3 separate regions of the Homo sapiens genome follow, and regions 1 and 3 are each linked to region 2. The links are chromatin loops, found by intact Hi-C in ENCODE. Cell type or tissue: heart right ventricle. All regions are shown on one strand. Links, peaks and the distances in the headings refer to the core of each region. The heading gives the core; the rest is flanking DNA.

The links. Peaks named below come from ENCODE experiments on the same cell type or tissue, not always from the same donor. Only the 100,000 strongest peaks of a DNase experiment are listed, where the experiment ranks them.
Region 1: a loop joins it to region 2, with 7 times the contacts of the local background. A loop is called at or near these places in 52 of 110 quality-filtered maps.
Region 3: a loop joins it to region 2, with 3 times the contacts of the local background. A loop is called at or near these places in 33 of 110 quality-filtered maps.

What each region holds. Positions count from the first base shown.
Region 1 is chr9:122,104,960-122,110,344 of GRCh38, reverse strand. No RefSeq gene overlaps it. Among named protein-coding and RNA genes, the nearest start is that of MIR4478, 13 kb to the left of the region's middle. In heart right ventricle, for the core only: no CTCF peak of the experiment used is centred there; no DNase peak of the experiment used is centred there; H3K27ac peaks cover 753 bases.
Region 2 is chr9:122,807,785-122,813,169 of GRCh38, reverse strand. No RefSeq gene overlaps it. Among named protein-coding and RNA genes, the nearest start is that of OR1K1, 10 kb to the right of the region's middle. RefSeq lists a silencer at 2,590-2,759. In heart right ventricle, for the core only: a CTCF peak has its summit at 2,648 (motif pointing right); a DNase peak (open chromatin) is centred at 2,659.
Region 3 is chr9:122,367,772-122,373,156 of GRCh38, reverse strand. PTGS1 (prostaglandin-endoperoxide synthase 1) reads right to left here and starts at 2,133. Exons shown (of 11, transcript NM_000962.4): 1 at 2,066-2,133; 2 at 1,885-1,971. The coding sequence starts at 2,072. In heart right ventricle, for the core only: no CTCF peak of the experiment used is centred there; a DNase peak (open chromatin) is centred at 2,161; H3K4me3 peaks cover 1,158 bases; H3K27me3 peaks cover 1,725 bases.

The DNA.
Region 1 (5,385 bases), core at 287-5,286, 700 kb after region 2:
TTTGAAGATTGAAAGCAGGTGGCAGCTCCAGGGCCGGGCAGCGGGGCATACATAGATGTGGGGTGGGGGGGTTGCAGCCTGGCCAGCCACCTTGGCTGCCACGGGTCAGGTCGGGTGATCCTGAAACCCCCAGACCCAGTCGTCCAGGACCCCAGCTGAGAGGAATCCCAGGTTATACCGTGCCCTGGGAGGGAGGCTCCTAGCTGGCCAGGGGCCCTTCAGAAAACAGAGGCTGAAGCTTGGAAGGGCAGGTGGAGCAGAGCTGGTGGCAGCAGAGTGGGTTCCGGGCAGATGGCACTGGGCAGAGCTGCAGAACAGCTGGCCGGGCCCCGCTCATTCTTATTTTCTCTGGGCGAGGCAGATACAGTCCCTGCTCCCATGACTGGCTTGTCAAGCAGTGGCCTAGTTTCTCTATGGTAGAATGGCGATGGTCTCAGTGCCCACCTCACAGCACTGAGCGAAGGGTCAATGTCAATGAGGTGGAGCACGTCACACTACCACAGCACCCGGTGACCAGGAGGTGCTCAAAAAGCATCCCCTGTTGCTTCAAACTGGGTCTGCTCTCAGAGCTCATGGCCTCTTGGGGGAGCCTGTCCTGCCATGAATAAACCTAAGACCAGGGTCAGAGAAAGGGATGCAGGAGTTCAAAGGAGGGAGCATCATTGTGGCTCAGGCAGACATAGGGAGAGAAAAGGAGGTGCAGTCAGGGTAGGCTTCCTGGAGGTGGTGTCCTTGAAGCCCATCCTTGCAGGATGGATAAGACTCCCAGAGGCAGACATTGGTGGAGGCAGCCCAGGAGAATGGAAGTGTGATGCTTGGGGGTCAGTGTGGGCAAGAGGATTTGTCTGTGTCCAAGTGCCTGGCTCAAGTCTGTGCTTGCTGAATGCAACAGAGGCCTGGGATGCTGGGAGGAACCTGAAAGGTCTCTCCTGCTGCCTCACCTTGACCTCCAAATAGATTTGACCCTCATGTTAGAACCAGAAATGGGATGAGGTCAGGGGAGTGGAGAAAGTGAGAGGCATTAGCAGACACAGGCCCCTATGTCACTGGTATCCCCCGTGCAGAGGGCTCCTCTGCAAGCCCCGCCCACACTCCATGGGGAGTGACAGGTGGGCAATAGCATGGGGCTGGTTAGAAACCCCAGCCCTCAAGCACCTTTCCCTGGGGACCAGGCCAAAGCCAGGCCCAGGAAGCCAGTGGCCAGCTGTCTCTATTCACTTGTTGGGGACGTGTCCTGAACTGGTTTGGGGTGGTTTTCTTGGAAAGGCTGTATTTTTGAGGTGGTGGTGGTGGGTTGTTGCTGACCTGGCCTATCTTTTTGGGACTCTGGGACTGGGTATCCCTGAAGGTGGTGGTGCTGGGGGATTAGTCAATTCCCCCTGCCTGAGGGCAGCCTGCCTGAGGCAGGGCCAGGTGGGACAGGCCTTGGTTGCTATGCAGTTCCTCGCTGGACCTCTTCCTCCTGGTGCAAACACGGGGCCTTCACCCCTGGGGTGCCCAAGCTGTCCCCTCACCAGGCTTCCTCCCTCGCATGCCAGTGCCCTCCAGCTGTGTTCCTCTTGCCGGCCTCTGTTGCCTCCTGGCCAGTACACCCTGCCACCTCCCTGCCCCACCCTGCACAGGTACCTGGCTCCCAGATTCAGGGGAAGAGAGGATCGGTGGTAGCATGCAGCCTGAGGCCCTCACCAGGGGTGGGGTCTGGGGATGGGGGGTGCCCAGCTGATCTGCTCTGGCCTTCCTGACTCCTTCCCCCTTTCTCCTCGCTCCCTCCCGGGACACCTGGCCTTTTAAGATTCTTCCTGGCCTTGAGCTGAATATGCATCCCCAAACCTCTGGGCTTGGGCCCTAGCTGCATCCAGGGCCCAACAAACTAATAAAAACATCAGTCACTTAGAGATCGGATGTTATGGACCTGGTCTCTTGCTAACAATTTTACCTGAACTGTCTGGTTTAATCCTCAACAATTTTATCAATCCTATTTACAGACAGAAAATCGAAGCTGGAAGGTCAGTCTGTTCCCTTGCTCCGTGGCTTCCTTTGGAGGCATACAGGCTGTCAAAGATCCTCTCCTCCCCGAGATTCCTCAGCCACACCCGGCTTCCTCTCTCTCCCATCCTGTCTCCTCTGAACAAGCAAATTCCCACAGGTTTTCCCCACTCCGCCTGGGCATTTCCCTGGAGCTTCTCTGGCTCCAGAAATATAGACCAGGGAAAGTTGAAGACAGGGACAATATCTGACAACTCCAACATCCAGGCTATTGTCACACAGCACTGAAGCAAATGTAGGCTGGAGAGGTCTCCACTGCTCCGCAGACATCTCAAACCAACACTCCAAGACTGAGCTCACTGTTGTCTCCCAAACCTGCTTCTCCTTCTGGTTTCATTTTAGCCAGTAACACCATCCATCCATCAGTTGGGCAAGCCACAGCCAGAGAGTCCCCTGGACTTCCACCCCTTCCTCACCTCCCACCTTACTTCCCACATCTCTAGGTCTGTGCCCTTCTGTCCATCCCCACAGTCCAAACTACCCCACACTGGAAGCAGTGCCTGGCACGCAGTGGATGTTCCATGAACATGTGTTGAATGAATGAATGCCTAGTTCAGGCTCTGGCCAGCTGCCTCCAGACTCCCTCCCTCCAAGTCTTTCTCTACTCAGTAGCCAGAAACATATGGAAAAGCTCGATCTAGTCCTGTCCCGCTCTGCTTCCAAACCTGCAGTGCCCTGCCGCTGAGCACAGGCTTTTGCTCACACTCACTCTCCAGGCTTGCAAGACCCTGTGTCACTCGCTGGCCCTGCCTGCCTCTGCAGCCTCCCCCATCCACTGCTTTATATGGATGTCCCACATAACACTGTTCTTTTTGGCCACCTGCACCAGGCTGATTCACACTTCTGTCTTTGCACGAGCCAGCCCCCCTGCCTAGAAAGCCTCCCCACCCCTCCCCATCTGCCTGGTGAGCTCTCCCTGCTGCAGATGCCCATTCAAAGGTCACCCTGGCTAAGAGGCCCAACTTGACTGCCCTGTTTGTCTATTATATCACTTCAAGCTCTGCCGTTATTTATGGATGCGCCTGGCCTCTCGGTGGACAGAGAAAATCACCAGGCCCCGGGGGCCTTGTCTTACTCATCCCTGTGTGGAGCTCCCAGCACAGGCCTTGGCACAGAAGGCCAGAGTGAAGGAAGCATCAGTTGAGCCTGAGGCACCTGGAAGGCCAGGTACTGGTGCAGGAGCATGCATTATGTACCTTTATCTTGTCCATCCGGTTCGCCCCTTAAACCGAGAAGGAAAAGGATTTCTTCTCAAATTGGGCCACTTGGGAACACTTGGATTGATTTTCCTTTGTTTATTTTTATTTTTACTTTTAACTTGCTTTCCAAAGTTAGGTTAGAATTGAGCTATCAGTGGTGGGTTTTTCCTAGCACAATTCCACTGACACATTTCAACAGCCCCTGCTTCTTGACCTGAGTGAGGCATCTCTCTTGATGGCATGCAGATGATTGCTTTGTAAAATATTTTTAAACCCTGACAGCTCTCCAAGAGAGAAGGCTGTTGTTAGGAGAGTGCGGTTACTTTCAATTTCTCTTGACCTTTTAGGAAAAGTTGTTTGAAATGTAATGTTTATTCTCTGCCTTCACAGAGTCCTTGGAGAATCTAAGATGGTATCGTGTTGTCAGTTATTTTCTTTCCAGCTTACTGCTGCACAAGCCTGGCCTTTATTTTGTTACCTGCAGATAGAGTATGGTGCATCTCCTCTTCTTCCAGTGGCTGGCACGTGAGTCCAGTGAGGGAGACAGGAAATCATCCCCTAGGCTTAGTGGTGATGGCACAGGAATGCCTGGTGCATGGAGCCTGGCCAAAGACGCCACATTTCCCTATCATCTTCTTTACCGATTTGTAAAATGTCGGTATAGATAACAGAGCTCTTAAGGGGTGATACAGTCTGGCTGTGTTCCCACTGAAAATCTCATCTTGAATTGTAATCCCCATAATCCCCACGTATCAAGGGAGAGACCAAGTGGAGATAACTGAATCATGGGGGCAGTTCTCCCTTGCTGTTCTCATGATAGTGAGTGAGTTCTCAAGAGATCTGATGGTTTTATAAGTATTTGGTAGTTCCTCCTGAGTTCATTCTCCTTCCTGCCACCTTATGAAGAAGGTGCTTGCTTTCCCTCTGCCTTCCGCCATGATTGTAAGTTTCCCGAGGCGTCCCCAGCCATGCTGAACTGTGAGTCAATTAAAACTCTTTCCTTTATAAATTACTCAGTCTTGGGCAGTTCCTTTTTTTTTTTTTTTTTTTTTTTGAGACGGAGTCTCACTCTGTCCATCAGGCTGGAGTGCAATGGTGCGATCCCGGCTCATCGCAACCTCCGCCTCCTGGGTTCAAGCAATTCTCCTGCCTCAGCCTCCTGAGTAGCTGGGATTACAGGCGCCCGCCACCGCACCCAGCTAATTTTTGTATTTTTAGTACAGATGGGATTTCACCATGTTGGTCAGGCTGGTCTCGAACCCCTGACCTCGTGATCCACCCGCCTCAGCCTCCCAAAGTGCTGGGATTACAGGTGTGAGCCACCACGCCTGGCCTTTGGGCAGTTCTTTATAGCAGTGTGAAAACAGACTAATACAAGGGGCATCTGTGCCAAACTCTTCATTTGGCATGGGAGAAATGAAAGGCCAGAGGGTGTAGGGCCAGGCCACGGTCTCTCAGTGAGGTTAGGACATGGCCAGGAGGTGACTGTATAATACAGTGGTGGAATGGAAAAAACACAGACTTAGCACTGGACAGACTGAGGCTTGAACTTCAAATCTGTCACTTACTCACTGTGTGGCTGAATAAAAGCCTTCCTTTGTCTCAGCCTCAGTTTCCTCAGTTCTAAAATGGAAACCATAGTAATCACCAGCATTTGTAGAGCGTTTTTGTGCAGGCGCCATCTGTATTTCAACTCACTAACTTTGCACAACATCATTCTGAGGTATTATTGTTATCACTACAATTTTAATTTTTATTAACAACAATTTTTTTTAAGATGAGGCCTCCCTATATTGCCCAGGCTGGTCTTGAACCCCAGGGTTCAAGTGAACCTCCCACCTTGGCCTCCCAAAGTGCTGGGATTATAGGTATGAGCCACCACACACCCGGCCCCACTCCACTTTTTAGACGAGGAAAGCAGGGGACAGAGAAGTTATAAAACTTGCCCAGGGTTGTAAAGAAGAGCGTAGATTCCAACCCAGGCAGTCTGACTGCTCCACATCGGGGGTCAGCAAACTTTGGTGGATGGACCAAATGTGCCCCAGTGCGTGTTTTTTTTTTTAAACAGTGTTATTGAGATATAATTCACATACTATACAATTCATGTGTTTAAAATATACAATTTGTGGTTTTTAGTATA
Region 2 (5,385 bases), core at 290-5,289:
GTAGAGGTGGGGTTTCATTATGTTGGCCAGGCTGGCTTCGAACTCCTGACCTCAAGTGATCTGCCGGCCTAGGCCTCCCACAGTGCTGGGGTTACAGGCGTGAGCCATCACACCCAGCCTTATCAGTGACTTTTAACCATTTATTCATTTAGGTGACTGGGGATGGGTCTAAGCCTGGGCATAAGGAAGGGCTAGACCGGCAGCTGGGTCCATCATGCCCAGCCACCTGGCAGCCTGGCCACCCTTCTGCTGAGGCTTTTTAAAGAATCCAGGCCAACTGTCATAAAAAATGCTCCAATTTCTGGCTTCTCAGATTGTTTCCTTATTTCTGGCAATAATACAATCACCAGAGGTGATGTTGTGTAGTTCTTACTACATAAGTCAGGGAGTATCTGATGTCAGCTTGATGATGCTAAGTTTAATCACTTGGTTAAGGTGGTGAATGACAAATCTTCATATAGTAAAATTATTTCCCCTTTGTTAGCAGAAAGAAATCTGTGTTGTGATACTTTGAGACTGTGTGAATATCCTCTTCTTACAATAACGTTTCACCTAATAGTCTTGGCATCCTTGCCTGAACCAAATTATTACATTGGGGGTATGCGTAAAGGTGATTTTCTTTATTTTAATTTCATTTCATTTTTAAGAGACAGCGTTTCACTTTGTTGCCCAGGCTGGAGTGCAGTGGCGCAATCACAGCTCACTGCAACCTCAAGCTCCTGGGCTCAAGCGATCCTCCTGCCTCAGCCTCCCAAAGTGCTGGGATTACAGGCGTAAGCCACTGTGTTTGACCTAGCGTTTGCTTTTTTTTTTTTTTCCAATACATCCTTTTTGGTTCCACCTTTTTGAGCATATAAAACATTTACCCAGTTTAAAAGCCAACAGAATATGAAGTTGTGTTCTCAGAGAAGCCTCACTCCCATTGATTCCCTCCACTCCAAGAATTTATTTTGGATTGTGAATGCTTGTGGTTAAATTTCTTGGTGTCTCTGAGCTGTGATCTCCCAAGTGAGGATAATCATAGCAACTATCTCACAGGGTGGCTGGAAGTGTTCAATGAGCTAAAGTTCTTAGCATGGTGAGGCACCTAGCAAACATTCCTTAGATCCATAGAGGTCATCAGTTTTTTGTTTTTTTTTTTTTAAACTATCCATCCTCTACAAAACCCTGATCCCACTTATTAAAAAAGGGCTTTAAGATCCCAATTCCGGCCGGGCGCGGTGGCTCATGCCTGTAATCTCAGCACCTTGGGAGGCCAAGGCGGGCGGATCACGAGGTCAGGAGATCGAGACCATCGTGGCTAACACGGTGAAACCCCGTCTCTACGAAAAATACGAAAACAAAAAATTAGCCGGGCGTAGTAGCGGGCGCCTGTAGTCTCAGCTACTTGGGAGGCTGAGGCAGGAGAGTGGCGTGAACCCGGGAGGCGGAGCTTGCAGTGAGCCGAGATCGCACCACTGCACTCCAGCCTGGGCGACAGAGCGAGACTCCGTCTCAAAAAACAAACAAACAACCCCCCCCCCAAAAAAAAACCAATTTCCCCTTGTCAACTCAAATAAATCCTATTTATCCTTGAAAATTCAGCTCAAACCTCACATCCTCTCTGGATCCTAAGTCTTTGCTGTCTCTTCAGAGAGAGGCAGTCATACTGTGACATGTCTTCCTACAGGTGATGGCAACACTGGTTAAGAAAATGGGGGCTCAAAACCTGGGTCCATCCAACACTAGCCTTGCCTCCATTTTCCCACCTGTACAAGGGGGATAACAGTAGTTGGGATAAGAGGTCAATGGGGCCGGGCACGGTGGCTCATGTCTGTAATCCCAGCACTTTGGGAGGCTGAGGCGGGCGGATCACCTGAGGTCAGGAGTTCCAGATCAGCTTGACCAAAATGGTGAAACCCCCTCTTTACTGAATACAAAAAATTAGCTGATCATGGTGGCGCACGCCTGTAATCCCAGCTACTTGGGGGGCTGAGGCAAGAGAATCGCTTGAACCTGGGAGGCAGAGGTTGCAGTGAGCTGAGATTGCACCACTGCACTCCAGCCTGGGCAACAGAGTGAGATTCCATCTCAGAAAAAAGGAGGTCAATGGGTTAATACTCAGAACGCACTTTGCACCTTGCTTAACACATAGAAATGTCTCAATAAATTATCTATTGTTGTCATCATGCTATTATTTTAATTCAACTTAAAGAAATATTTAAAGTTTTTCCGAAGTGTGAGATGGGAAATCCTGGTGACTTGAATAGCTCTGTCTCTCTTTTCTGTAGGGTAACTCTGTCTTCAGCGTGTGTGGTAGCCAAAGTTGAACTGGATTTGTTTACAGACCAGACTAGTATTTCCTTGGGGACAGGGACTGTGTCCTGTCATCTCTGATCTCTGATCTGAGCTGGCATCAGTTAATATATGCTCCTTCAGTGGGGAAAATCCCCAAGGCAACATGAGTAGGCTGGAATTCACCACAATAGGGCAGAAGATCATCTCTTATATCATGTTTCCATAAATGTTACATATTTTTAATTAGACGTCTACTACCTATGCTCACTGAGAACCAGGTAACAAACAAGATCAAGTTAAATCCTCAGCCTTGCCAAAGAGGTTGTTACCTCCTGGTTACTTTGCAGAAATGCGGGTTATAATGCAAAATGGCCACGCGGTGGCAGCAGAGGAGAAGGAATGAATTGTTTTGCTCCCATTATGGACGCTGTGCTACAGACTGCAGAGTAGGGGCCTGAGGGAGATACGTAGCACCATGTAAGAATAATGTTAGAGAATTTGTTTTTAGGAATGAGAACGGGAAAATGTTAAATACACACACTTTAAATAATGAGTAACAAAGCAAACAAAATGGTATTTGATGAAGACAACATATATACACTTGACTTTCAGATCATGGTCAACTAAGGGGGAGAAAAAAACAGACAGAAGAGAACAGGAAGGCAGGCGGCACCCACCAGCCCCAAGATGCTGCAAGGTGGGTGACTCGAGGAGACATAGCTTCTTAGTTAAGAGTACAATCTTTGTTTCAAATCCCAATCCCACCATTTGTTTCCAGTGACTTACTACCTGTGTCCCCTAGACCTGTCATAGTGAGAGTAAGGAAGCACTTTGTTTTTCAGTCTGTTGTTTTGTTTTGTTTTGTTTTTTGAAACAGGGTCTTGCTCTGTTGCCAAGACTGGAATGCAGTGGTGCAGCCATAGATCACTGCAGCCTCAAATTCCTGGTATTGTGGGATCTGGCCAGCAGCCTGCAGTGCAACGGGGCTCTCTCTTTGTTCCCAGGTGGATCGGCAGGTTGAGAAATGATAGACACACACAAGATAGTGAAAGCTGAGTCCAGGGGGGGTCACCGCCTTCTGGTCCCGTGGTGCCAACAATGCACTGGATATACCAGCATTTATTATTAAGTTTAGTGACAGCGGGGGTGGGTTAGTGAGGGATTTAGGGTCATTTGATTATGAGGTGAGATGGTCACATGGGGATGAAGTAATAACATTTGTATGTAGAAGTACAGTACATTTGTACGTAGAAGTACGGTATACAGAGATAAGAATTTACAATATAGTGCATGCATCAGTAATTTCTAACAGAGCCTTAAAACAGAAACACAATCTTTCCGTAACCTATGATTAGCAAGCTATTAATCAGTAGTAACAATTGCAACAAAAGCTGGTTACAAACAATCCATAGAAACAGGACGTGAAGCTAGAGAACCGGTTAGACCAGAAATTCTCAGAAGGGAGTATGCCCTAACCCTAAAGAGGCCTGGAAGAGCTGTGGCAAGATGAGGGCATTTATAGCCCTATCTTATCCATATGGACAGGCGCCCCCCCATGCATCCGTTTATAGGCTTTCCACAAGGGTTCCATTCCATTCCCAGAGCTATGAACATCTACTTTTCTGGGATAGGAATCTTGGTGATGTGAAACCTCCCTGACTGCACGTCCATTCATAGGTTCTCTGCAGGGGGAAGCACATCACGCGCTGTTGGCTCGTTCTGGCAGTCCAACCTGGCATTGTCTTTACACAATCCAGCATGCAATTTTGTATTTACAATAATCAGGAGCATTTCATCTTTTATTCTGTAGCAATAGTTTCAGGGGGTCTCCCTACATCCTGGGCTAAAGCAATCCTTCCACCTGGGACTCCCAAAGTACTGAGATTACAGGTGAGAGCCACCATGCCTGGCTTCTAAGCAGTTTATATTTATTTCTTAGATAATTCTCACCACTTCAGAGCTATATTATTTTCCTCATTTTTTAGTTAAATGATTTGCCCAAGGTCAACCAGTTAGTACATAGTAAAGTTAGAACTTAAACCTAGGAACTCAGAGCTCAGAACTCAGAATTTTACCACTGTCTGGGAAGCCTTACCCATGAACAGGCAATAATAATGTTTATCAAAAGAGGCTCTTGGAAACAGTTGAAGGGTGCCTGCCCCATAGTTGGTGTTATGGACTGAACCGTCCCCAACCTAGCCCAAATTCCCAAACCCCCAAAGTGACTGTATTTGGAGATAGGGCCACTGAAGGAGGTAACTAAGGTTAAATGAGTCATAAGGGTGGGGACCAAATCCAGTAAGACCACTGTCTTTAAAAGAAGAGACACCAGAGCTCCCTTGCTCTCTGCATGTGCACAGAGCAGATACATGCTAGGATGCAGCTAGAAGGCAGCTGTCTACAAGTTAGGAAGAGATCCCTCACCAGAAACCAACCCTTATGGCACCATGGTGTTGGTGGACCTCCAGCCTCAAGAACTGTGACAAGATATATTTCTATCATTACTCAGTTTGTGGTATTTTTTTAGGGCAGCTGAGCAGACTACTGTAGTTGGTGGTCAGGAAATGCAGCTCTTACTCTGTGGCTTTGTCTTTGATGTAGCTCTCCCTCTACTCCCAAGGCCTCAGTTCCTTGTCATCATCTTGGTACGCCAAAGAGTTCTCTACCTGCCTGGAAGCACCTCCAGCCCATCCAGCCTTTCCTTATCCCATTTCCTTTTTAAAAAACAATTTTGGCTGGGTGCGGCGGCTCATGCCTGTAATCCCAGCATTTTGGGAGGCCAAGGCCGGTGGATCACCTGAGGTCAGGAGTTTGAGATCAGACTGACCAACATGGTGAAACTCTGTCTCTACTAAAAATACAAACAATTTAGCTGGGCGTGGTGGTGGGCACCTGTAATCCCAGCTACTTGAGAGGCTGAGGCAGGAGAATCACTTGAACCCGGGAGGCGGAAGTTGCAGTGAGCCGAGGTTGCGCCATTGCACTCCAGCCTGGGCAACAAGAGTGAAACTCCATCTCAAAAAAAAAAAAAAAAATGCATTTCCCATGAGCATGTCACATGATTCTCATGCATGATGAGTGGTCTGGAATCAGAACAGGGGAGGGGAG
Region 3 (5,385 bases), core at 279-5,278, 440 kb after region 2:
TACGGTGTTTCCTGGTCGAGTCTCTTAGTGTTTCCCCCACCCGCCACCTCCTTCGAGGTCCAGTCCAAAAGTCATCAGATCCAAGAAGCCTCCCTCAATTCTTCGCACTGAGAGGCAGCTGCTCCCTCCCCTGAGCTCCGCACACCCCTGCTCCCTTCCCTGGGCTCCCTATACCCCTGCTTCCTCCCATGAGCTCCGCACAGCCCTGGTCCCCTTGGATGACAGTCTGTTGGCATTTCTGGCTCCACCATCAGCCTGTCAGCTCCTCCCAGCTCCGTGTCTCCAGGCCCCAGCCAAAGACTGGCATAAATAACCCTTGGGGATAAAAAAAAACAATTCCGTGTAAACATTTATTATACAAAAGGAAACAGAAAAGGCAAAAAACAAAATAGCACAGACCATGGCTCATTGTGCATTAGTGAATGGACTAAAAAAGAATACAGACGGGTGGGACCTGTATACCAAGAGTGCCTGGATGAGGCCAGATGGGGCCTCAGAGGAAGTGCTGGGCTGATCCAGGGACTGACAAGATGGGTCAGCGAGGCAACCTGAAGAGCCCCTTCTACTCCCCACCACCAGCTCACTGTGAGGATTCAGACAAGTGGCTTCACTCCCTCTGGGCCTCAGAGTCCCCTTCTGTAGACTGGGTCTAACGCATCTCTCTGGCAGGGCTGTTGAGAGCACCAAAGAGGTGGATGTCCACAACCAACCTTTGTAAACTTTAAAGTGCTGGCCACATGAGTCTTCCTCCTCCTCTTCCCATAAACCAGACTTTTATTCAACGCAATCCCTTTCCTAGAGCACCCTCCGTCCTCTCTTTGGGTCCCCTAAATGCCACCCACCCAAAGCCCGTTTCAGGAAACTTGGTCTGATCCAAAATCCATGTACATATCTTTCCTCTTTCCCCCACGCACCAGATCCTTAGAGCATCACAGCAGAAAGTGCGGACTCCCTCTGCTCCCTCCTGCCCTCTCTGGGCCTCATTTTAGAGATTTTACACAGCTAGGTGGTGGAGGAAACTATATCCAACTGGGACACATGCTCACACACACGCACACACACAAGCAGCGAGCTGGGGGAGGAAGGTTGGCTGAGCGAGGAGCTGAATTCCTTCACCTGGAACCTGGCACATGCATGGGGGAGGGAAGGGCGGAATTTCCCCATCAACCTCCCCCATGAAACCCAGAGTGGCTCCGGGTCCATTGTGGGTAGAAGCAGCTTTCTGTGGAAAGACCTTGCGAAGTGTGTGGACGCAGACAGACCTGAGTTCAGATCCTGGGCCCACCATGTATTTTGTGAGCTTGGGGAATCATGGCACCTACTGAGCCTCGGTTTCCTCATTTGCTCAATGGGGATCTCTTAAACCCCAGATGAAGCATCCCGGCTCCTAAATGTATTTCCATCTCCCATGTTCTCCCGAAGTCTTCACCAGGGGAGACCTTCTCCACTGGCAATGGGAATCAGGATGGGTTCCCAGACGGTTAGAGGCTGGAGAAAGGGAACTCATTTCCCTTGGTGCCTGCGGCTTCCTCCCAAAGAGGCCCCTATAGGAAACAGCGGGGTTGTTGGGTGCAGAGGCTGCTTAGACATCTGGGGCCCAGAACAGGTGAGGGGGATGGATAGGGACTGTCCCTTCTCCCCAAGTTGGCACCAGATCCCAGTCTGCTGTTTCCCCTGAAAGAACTAGATAGCCCATTAGCCAAGGCCACACCGCCGGGGGGGCTTCAGGGAGCCCCCATCCCACCAAAAGACTCAGCCTCAGTCTTTCTCAGCACCGCGAGCAGAAAGGGGAAGCTGGGCCCGCTGGAGGGGAAAGGAGGGGGTTGAAACCAGGCCAGGGGCGCAAGACCGGGGATTCCCTTGGGGAGGGATGGGGCCGCCTACCTGGCGTGGGCGCCCCTGGGTCCGCGAGCAGGACGGGGAGCGGCGGGAGCAGGAGCAGGAACAGCAAGAACCAGAGCAAGAGACTCCCTGCAGAGGAGAGAGATGAGGGGCTGAGCCTGGCATTCAAGGCTCCACCAGGAGGCCAAGAAAATTCCCCACCGGGCACCGGGGTCGCACTCACGGCTCATGGCGCGGCTGCTGGGGTGCGGGACGCAGAGTGCAGGCTCCTGTGCGTGCGCCTCGCACACTGCCCGGAGCTCCAGCCCATCCCCTCCCCACCCTTCCCCCGGCTCCACCCCCGCTCCTCCCTCCAGCTGTCACCTCGGCTGCCCGCTTACTTCCTCTGCCCAGCCCCGGCCAAGGCATTTTATTAATTAGTGTATGCTCGCCGCTAAAGCGGCTTTTCACCCAAGATCCTTGAAGCACTTACGTTTCTGATGCCTGGTGGCACTAGATATAGACAGGAAACTGAGGCTCAGAGACGATGCTCAATGCTGAGGTCACCCAGGGCTTAGGGACAGAACTGGGGATGGAAGCGGCTCGTCTGAACCACATACCCTGCCCCGCAGAGAAGAAAGGGTCTCAGAGTCCCCTTCTGTAAAATGGGTCTAACGCACTCTACAGAAAAGGGTAGAGAAGAAAAGGGGCTAGAAACAGGGCAGTCTGCAGAGAAGAAAGGGGGCTAGAAATGGGGCAGTCCAGCCTGGCCTGCTGATGGTTTCCTAGATGAGAAACTCACTACTCCTCAGACAGATCTAACAGGAAGGACTTACTTCCCCCATGGGCTGGGCTCCGCCCCCTGAAGCCACAGGTCTCTGCCAGAAATGAAAAGACCGGGCTCCAAACTCCAAGAGAGCCTAGTTCAAATCCAGACTCCACAGCTTACTGGCCGTGTCACCTTGGACAAGGTACTTATCTTTTCTAGCCCTCAGTATTCTCATCTATAAAATCGGCTTAATAGCAAAAACCATCCCAGAGGGTGGTTGTAAGATTCAATGAGGGAATGCACACAAATCTCCTGGTGCAGTGTCCAGCATGTAGTAGGTGCTCAGTTATCGGAAGGCATTTTTTCAAAGATCTCTGAACTCAGATTCCAGGGCTGGCCAGGGTCCATGCTGTAGCTAGACTCACATCCACCGCCGAATTTATAGAATCCCAGCATCCAGCTCTCCTTTTCGCCAGCTCAGGAAGCACCTAGAAGGAGGAAGGAATAGGTCCAAGATCACCCAAAGTCCCATGGTGCTGGCACCCACAAGTCATCTCCCTCAGTTTCCCCAGCACACCCAGCCATCCTGTGGGCCCCACAGTGGGGAAAGCCGGCAGGAGAGCTCAGAGGTTCTTGTGCTGGCTCCTGGGCATCACTGGGTGCAGGGTAGAAATTATGCCAGGTGGGAGAGGTGAAACCTGCTGGGAAGCCCCTCCCCCATTCTCACCCAAGCTGTTCCCATGCTCCCCTGGGACAAAAGCCAGCTGCCCTAGGGAGACAGAGCAAGCCAGGGCAGACCTGGAGAAGGAGTGGGGCATTGGAGGGCCCTGGGGCTCTCAGGGTGCCGGGACCGGCTTCAGCCTTCCCTTCCTCCCCAAATCAAGGGCCCCCTAGCATTTACAGGGCAAGGAGATGGGATTATCAGCAAAAGGGATGGGGACAGGGTGGAGGTGTGGGGGTCCAGTTGTCCAAAGAAAGGGGGAGTTTCTGGTGAGAAGAAAGGAGAGACGGGCTTGAATGAGGTTCCATCTTCCACTCCCAGGCCCTCCCTCCCTTTGGGCCCTGAGCCCATCAAGTCACCACACCTGTGCCTCCTGCTGACTTCCAAGCCACCCATCTGCACTCAAAACAAGAAACACTTGTGTGGCCCTGGCACTGATGGGAAGAGCCTTCACCTCAGAATCAGAAGTGAGTTCAAGTCACTTCTTCCATAGCGTGACCTTAAACAAGCCGCTAGGCCTCACTGGGCCTCTGTTTCCCCATTTGAACAACAGAATGAGCAGATCAGATGGTCTCTGAGGACTGGTCCAGTTCCAGCATGGAGCAATTGAGCCCTCACTGCAGCCAGGCTCTGTGACCAGCACCACAGATCTCAACACAGCTGCAATACAGGAGAGGATGGAGTCTGAGAGAGCAGGCAGGGTGCCGAGGCAGCCCTCCAGGGATGAGGCAGGACCAAGAGCATGGAGTGGGGAGAAGGTAGATGAGAGAAATGGTGGCAGAAGTGCCAGGGCTTGGTGACCGATTAGCACTAGAGCTTAGGGGAAGAAAGGTGCTGAGGACACCTAGCCTTCTGGCTCAATGCTGGTGGTAATATCCAGGGAAGGGGAGCTGGCATGGGTAGGTGGAATTTGAATTTGGGCTTCTTGTATTTGATCCACTTCAAGGAATGAGGAGGATCAAACCTTCCCTGCCTTCTCCAGCTTGGCCCATGGGCCAGCACCCCCAACCGCCCCAGCATGCAGCTGGATACACAGGGGAGAGGTCTGGGGTAGCCCTTGCCCCAGCCCTGGGAAAGAGACCACAGCACAGGGCCACCTTTTCCTGCTCCCTACTGCAAAGCTATAGTCTAAATGCCTAGGACTGGTGTCACCATCCTAGTCCTCAAGATTGTGAGCTTCCACTTATAGGGCAAGTCCACCTCCCATGTCCCCTGGTAGGCCTCCTCTAACATGCCTCCTCCTCCCCCTTCTCTCCTCTAGGAAGCCCCTGTGCCTTCCCTGGCCACAGCAGTGCCACTCCTGATCACATTGTCCCTCTGCCCCCAAACATTATGAGGCTATAAGAGTCCTGGTCACTCTTGTAGCCCCAAGGCCAAGCATAGGATCTGGCGGATAAAAGACATCCAGGGAATGTTTGTTGCTTGAACAAAGAAATGAATGAGTATCTAAAAGAGTAGTGAATGCATTAAAAAAACAGACCAGGTCCAGCACCAGCCTCATCGAAGTGACTGCCAACCACCCATCTGCTGTGACGGCCACCAAAAGTATCACTGCCTGCCTCAGTTTCCCTGCCTTCTCCAGCTTGTCCCATGGGCCAGCACCCCCAGCTGTCCCACAGGCCCAGCTTCACCCCAGGCCCTGAGCCCTTCCCAGCTAAGGCAGCAAGGACCTCCTTCCCTATACCCCACTGGTAACAAGGGATAGGATTTCTCTCTGCATAGCCCCCTCCCCATTATCCACACCAATCACGTGCCCTCCTGCTCACCCTAGCTACAGCCTGGATTGTAATGCTCCTGGAGAGGTCTCACTCCTGCTGGGCCCCACCCACTATTTGGAAAACCAGAGCTGACTCTTACCTGAATCACTCATGGACCCAGCCCCACCCGGCCCCACCTGTGTAGGCAGCTTCTCAGTCAGGCAGGAAGGCTCTGGACTCAATCCAATATCTCTTCAAATCCCAGTCCTCCACCCCACCTGACCTCTCAGTGTGACCTTAAGCAGCAAACTGCCCTTTGTGGACCTCAGTTCCCCCACCTGTAAAAACGTGGTTAATAATGCCACTCTTGCAAGAGT